Regions from separate parts of the Homo sapiens genome. Here region 1 is linked to region 2. A link is a contact called in ENCODE Hi-C or POLR2A ChIA-PET data. All regions are on one chromosome and are shown on one strand. The core of a region is the stretch at or near the end of the contact, and the rest is flanking DNA. Distances in the headings are between cores, read along the strand shown. Region 1 has its middle 25 kb from the start of COPG1. Region 2 has its middle 30 kb from the start of RPN1.

Region 1 (2,700 bases), core at 160-2,659, 540 kb after region 2:
CAACTGTAAAAATAAAATATCCATGTGAATAGGACTGGTAAAGAGAACTTAAAAGTTTTTTAGGGTTTTTTAGAGTGCTAGGAAGTACGTAATCTTTTTTATTTTAGTTTTTTTCTGTACCACTTACAAGCTAGGATATAGTCTTTTTAAAATAAATACTTGTGAATACTTGTGGGGAATAATCATAATAGTTCTATTATGTAAAAGATGCAAACTATGGATGCAGTGGACAAAGTGTAGATATAAAATGCAAAAATTAGGCCAGGCATGGTGGCTCACACCTGTAATCCCAGCATTTTGGGAGGCCAAAGTGGGCAGATCACAAGGTCTCTAAGAGACAGAGACCATCCTGGCCAACATGGTGAAATGCCGTCTCTACTAAAAATACAAAAATTAGCTGGGCGTGGTGGCACGCGCCTGTAGTCCCAGCTACTCAGGAGGCTGAGGCAGGAGAATCCAGGAAGCAGAGGTTGCAGTGAGCCAAGATCGTGCCATTGCCCTCCAGCCTGGTGACACAGCGAGACTCCGTCTCAAAAAAAAAAAAAAAAAAGAATAAAAGAAAATGCAAAAATTGGCTGAGCATGGTGGCTCACGCCTATAATCCCAGCACTTTGGAGACCGAGGGGGATGGATTGCTTGAGCTCATGAGTTGGAGACCAGCTTGGGCAACATGGCAAAACCCCATCTCTACAAAAAAAAAAAAAAATACAAAAAATTAGCTGGGCATGGTGGCAGGTGCCTGTAGTCCCAGCTACTCAGGAGGTTGAGGTGGGAGGATGACTTGAGGCCAGGAGGTGGAGGTTGCAGTGAGCCGAGATCACACCACTGCACTTCAGCCTGGGCAATAGATCCAAACCTTGTTTCAAAAAAAAAAAAAAAAGCTGTTAAGTAAGGATGACAGGCTTATGAATATTTTTTTTCAATTTCCTCAAACTTTATGTAATATTGCACTGCCTTTAGAATAAAAAGTAACTCCTACCCCATAAAAAGCTAGGTTTCCTTTTTTGGAATTTATTACAGAAGAGAAGACAGAACAGAAATTTGTATCCTGCTACAATTACAGTGTTATCAAACTATAGTCCTATATGGATGAGGACTGAAGGAGGAATGCTGAGACTGTTGAGGGTTTTAAAATTTTTATTTCCTTTCCTGTTATGTTCCAAAAAGATACACATCAAGAATGGGAGGAACGAACTTTTAATTTATTTTCTCAGTTTCCGGATGCTCTATCTTCTTTTTCAAATTATAAAAATTCTCTTTTTTAAATACAAGCTGACTGGGTTGTCCCTGAAACACATTAGCTCAAGCTTCTGACCTTTGGAAAGCAAATCAGAGACTATGTTGCGAAAGAATTGTAATCAGCCTCGGTGACTGTGAGAGTTATTTAGGACACAGCCTCTTGCTCAGTTACAGCTCCAGCCTAGGGCCAGCAGGGCACTGGGACATGCTGGCAGCCACTGCATACTGGGCACCGGAAGGAGGATCTGCAGCAAGCTGGGACGTGGAAGGAAGCCACAGGACTTCCTCTGCAAGCTCTGCCAAGCCAAACGAGTATTATCTGCCCTCGAGTTTGTTTTTGCCATGGCTAAACACGGACTGCAAGTTGAACGTAATCCAAGCAGATCATTTCCCTGCAATTTTAAAAAGCAACGTAAATCCTAGACTTGACATGGTTCAAATCAGCTGGAGCAGGGCATCTCAGGGAGTAAGAGAGACTTGGGCTACTTCTAATTTTGTTTATTGATATGAAGAAATAGTAAATACAACTTAAAAATTTTGGTATGCTGTATTTTATTTATGAATTGCTTTTAGAGACAGGGTCTCAGTCTGTCTCCTGGGCTGGAGTGCAGTGGCACAATCATAGCTCACTGCAGCCTTGAACTTCTGGGCTCAAGCAATCCTCCTTCAGCCTCCCAAAGTGCTGGGATTATAGGTGTGAGCCACCGTGCCTGGCCAGGTAAGCTTATTTTAAAATAGTAATATACATTTTTTAAACCTTTAGTCACCTTTTCAAGTAAAGCACCTCTACATTTAAAACAATGGAGTTAGCCAGTCATGGTGGCTCATGCCTATAATCCCAATTTTAGGTAGGCTGAGGCGGGAGGATCAGTTGAAGCCAGAAGTTCAAGACCAGCCTTGGCAACAAAGTGATACCCCATTTCTACAAAAATTGTTTTTTTAAAAAAGTTAGCTAGGCATGGTGTATGCCTGTAGTCCCAGCTACTGGGGAGGCTGAGGTAGGGGGATCACTTGAGCCTATGAGCAGAGATCATACTACTGCACTCCAGTCTAGGTGACAGAATGAGAACCTGTCTTTTTTTTTTTTTTGAGATGGGGTCTCGCTCTGTCGCCAGGCTGGAGTGCAGTGGCGCAGTCTTGGCTCACTGCAACCTCTGCCTCCTGGGTTCAAGCGATTCTCCTGCCTCAGCCTCCCAAGTAGCTGGGATTACAGGCACGTGCCACCATGCCCAGCTAATTTTTGTATTTTTAGTAGAGATGGGGTTTCACCATGTTGGCCAGGCTGGTCTTGAACTCCTGACCTCATGATCTGCCCGCCTCAGCCTCCCAAAGTGCTGGGATTACAGGCATGAGCCACCGTGCCCGGCCTGAGACCCTGTCTTAAAAACAACAACAACAAAAATCCCACAAAATACAATGGAGTCCATTGTTAATTTGAAAAAGTATAGTAAACACACAGAA
Region 2 (2,700 bases), core at 175-2,674:
GTGGTCCATTTCCTTGCAACCTCTAGAAGCCGGAATATACTTCAGGCAGGGCCTTGTTACCAGAGACAATGTGTAGCAGTTAAGGCCAGAGCCTTCCACTCCACACCACCCAGGAATTGCTATGGCTGTTCTGTGACCTTGGCCAAGTTACTTCTGCTTTCTTCACTGTCCTTATTTGTCAAATGGGAATGCTAGTACTAATCACCTCACAGAGTTGTAGTAAAAACTGCAGGCTGGTGTAGTGGCTCACATCTGTAATACCAGCACTAAGGGAGGCAGAGGTGCGAAGATAGCCTGAGGCCAGGAGTTGGAGACCAGCCTGGCTAATACAGAGAGAACCCCATCTACACACATGCACCTGTGACTGTAAAGACTACGTGACTGTTGCTACTACATTATTATTATTATTAACAGAGGACACTATTAAGAATCCAGCATTGTAATCTGAATACTCATTTTAATCCTTCCAACGATCCCCCAGATCGTTGTCTCATTTCACGAAAGAAAAGGAGCCTCTAATCCCATCCCTACCAGGGTTTGGCAAAGTGGGCAAGTGAGAGGCTCAACCATGAGCTTCAGTTCCTCCTCTGTAAATGGTAACAATGGCACTGTCACAAAGAGGACCAAGTGAGACCACAGGAGGCCCGTGTGTGTGCGTGTGTGTGTGTATGTGCCAGAGACAGAAAGAGAGAGAGAGACAAAGTTTCACTCTTGCTGCCCAGGCTGGAGTGCAATGGTGCAATCTCAGCTCACCGCAACCTCCACCTCCTGGGTTCAAGCAATTCTCCTGCCTCAGCCTCCTGAGTAGCTGGGATTACAGGCATGCGCCATCATGCCCAGCTAATTTTGTATTTTTAGTAGAGATGGGTGAGTTCTCCATGTTGATGAAGCTGGTCTCGAACTCCCGACCTCAGATGATCCGCCTGCCTCGGCCTCCCAAAGTACTGGGATTACAGGTGTAAGCCACCCAGCCCGGGCTTTTTTTTGGGGGGGGACGAGTGTCCCTCTGTTGCACAGGCTGGAGTGAAGTGGCACGATCTCGGCTCACTGCAACCTCTGCCTCCTGGGTTCAAGCAATTCTCCTGCCTCAGGCTTCCAAGTAGCTGGGACTACAGACGCCACCACGCTGGCTAATTTTTGTATTTTTAGTAGAGACGGGGTTTCGCCATGTTGGCCAGGCTGGTCTCGAACCCCTGACCTCGTGGTCCGCCCGCCTCGGCCTCCCAAAGTGCTGGGATTACATGCTTGAGCCACCCCGCCGGCCGGCCGTTCTTAAACGCACGACTACTTCCCTAGCTTTCCAGCACCAAATCCAGCGGCCCCACCCGGCCACGCCCCCACGCCAGGCCATGACCCCCATATGGCTCACTGCGCAAGCTCACACCCAGTCCCAGGAAGCGAGCCCCACGTCGCCCCAGCTCTGCATTCACAGCCGCCAAGCGGTCCCGGAAGCCGAATGCCGGATAGGTCAAAGACAGCGCCGCTGCTCCGGCACTGCCGCCAGAGGGCGCGGAGTCGCCGTGTTGGCCTGCACCTCCCTTGTCACGTCAGCCGAACGGCTACGGCAATGGAGGATTTTGCCGTATGCGACGACAGGATGACTGCTTCCCCTGAAGCTTCACCAAACACGGAGAGGCTTTCCTGTCCCTGGGAGACGCGGTGATGTGACGCAGCGGTTGCAGCGAAGGTTTCTTGTAAAAGATGGCCGCTGCGGAGTTGCTAGGTGTCTCCTGGCAGGCGGCGGCCGCACCACAAGATGGCGGCCCGCCCCAGGGTCCCACACGCGGGGCTGCGGAGGCGGCGGCCCCGAGGGTCCCCGCCCCTTGCTGGCCCTGTCCCCGCGTGCGGGGCTGCGACCTGCCTTTGTGTGCGGGTGGAAGTGCGGGCCGCCTTGGGGCCGAGTTGCAACTTCGCGACACTCCACTGGAGTGCGATGAGACGATGAGATGTTACCTCCTAACACTTCGGGAGGTGGGCAGCATGGCAATTCCTAGTAACCTCAACGCGATTCACTCAGACTTCCTTTTTCCCATCCTGAGCCGCAAAACCAGGAACTGGTGAAATAAATCAGGCCATCTTTCAGAGGAATGGCCTGCCACCGTTAAAAAGAGCAAAGCTGCAGTTTATGTACTAATGTGGAACCAGCTCTGAGATAAATTAAGTGAAAGAAAGCAAAGCACAGGAAAATGTGTATAGATATGCCTTTGTGTTTTTAAACAAGAAGACCCACATAAATGAAGATATGAATGTGTAAGCATAGTATAGCGGTAATGGTAATAGCGATCGCCCAGCCTAAGGAAGGGAATGGAGAGATACGGAACAAGGATGGGAGGAGACAGTTTTCATCTAAGACCGTTGGGTTTTCTGAGCTTTGTACCATGGACAGGTGTTAATTTTAAATTTTTTGTAAATATTTAAATTATGGCTTAAAGACAAGTTCTTTTGTAAGGGTATAAGGGCAGACTAGCACATAGAAAAAAAAAGACTTTTTTAACCTGGAACCAAGACATTTGATAAACATTCATGAAACTCAATTTTCAAGGATAAAAATTTCAAGGTCAATACTGTAGTACTTACAGCAAAGAATGCCAATCATTGTGACAGCCTGAGCCCTCTTGAAAGCTAGTTTTTGTTGGCGGGGGGTCAGAAAATTTGGCCTGGGAAGCAGGAGGCACTCGACCTATTTGCTGATGCTGAATG

Evidence for each region. Hi-C counts contacts between places; a loop is a spot of excess contacts on that map. ChIA-PET counts read pairs that join two places held with the same protein, here RNA polymerase II (POLR2A). Pooled maps may share reads with other maps.
Region 1: a pooled map shows a loop between it and region 2 (3-fold over the local background). The contact joins two enhancer-like sites. A Hi-C loop is called at or near these places in 1 of 37 single-sample maps with no recorded cell type and 3 of 50 pooled maps. POLR2A ChIA-PET finds 5 or more read pairs at or near these places in 2 of 52 experiments (activated naive CD4-positive, alpha-beta T cell and common myeloid progenitor, CD34-positive).

Annotation. Positions count from the first base shown.
Region 1 is chr3:129,223,727-129,226,426 of GRCh38, forward strand. No RefSeq gene overlaps it. Among named protein-coding and RNA genes, the nearest start is that of COPG1, 25 kb to the right of the region's middle. Within about 2 kb of position 1,410, at least 37 of the 41 ENCODE cell types and tissues checked have a DNase peak (open chromatin) inside an H3K27ac peak, as active enhancers do.
Region 2 is chr3:128,679,372-128,682,071 of GRCh38, forward strand. No RefSeq gene overlaps it. Among named protein-coding and RNA genes, the nearest start is that of RPN1, 30 kb to the left of the region's middle. RefSeq lists enhancers at 1,149-1,841, 1,316-1,445, 1,556-1,725 and a silencer at 1,786-2,005. Within about 2 kb of position 1,425, at least 40 of the 41 ENCODE cell types and tissues checked have a DNase peak (open chromatin) inside an H3K27ac peak, as active enhancers do.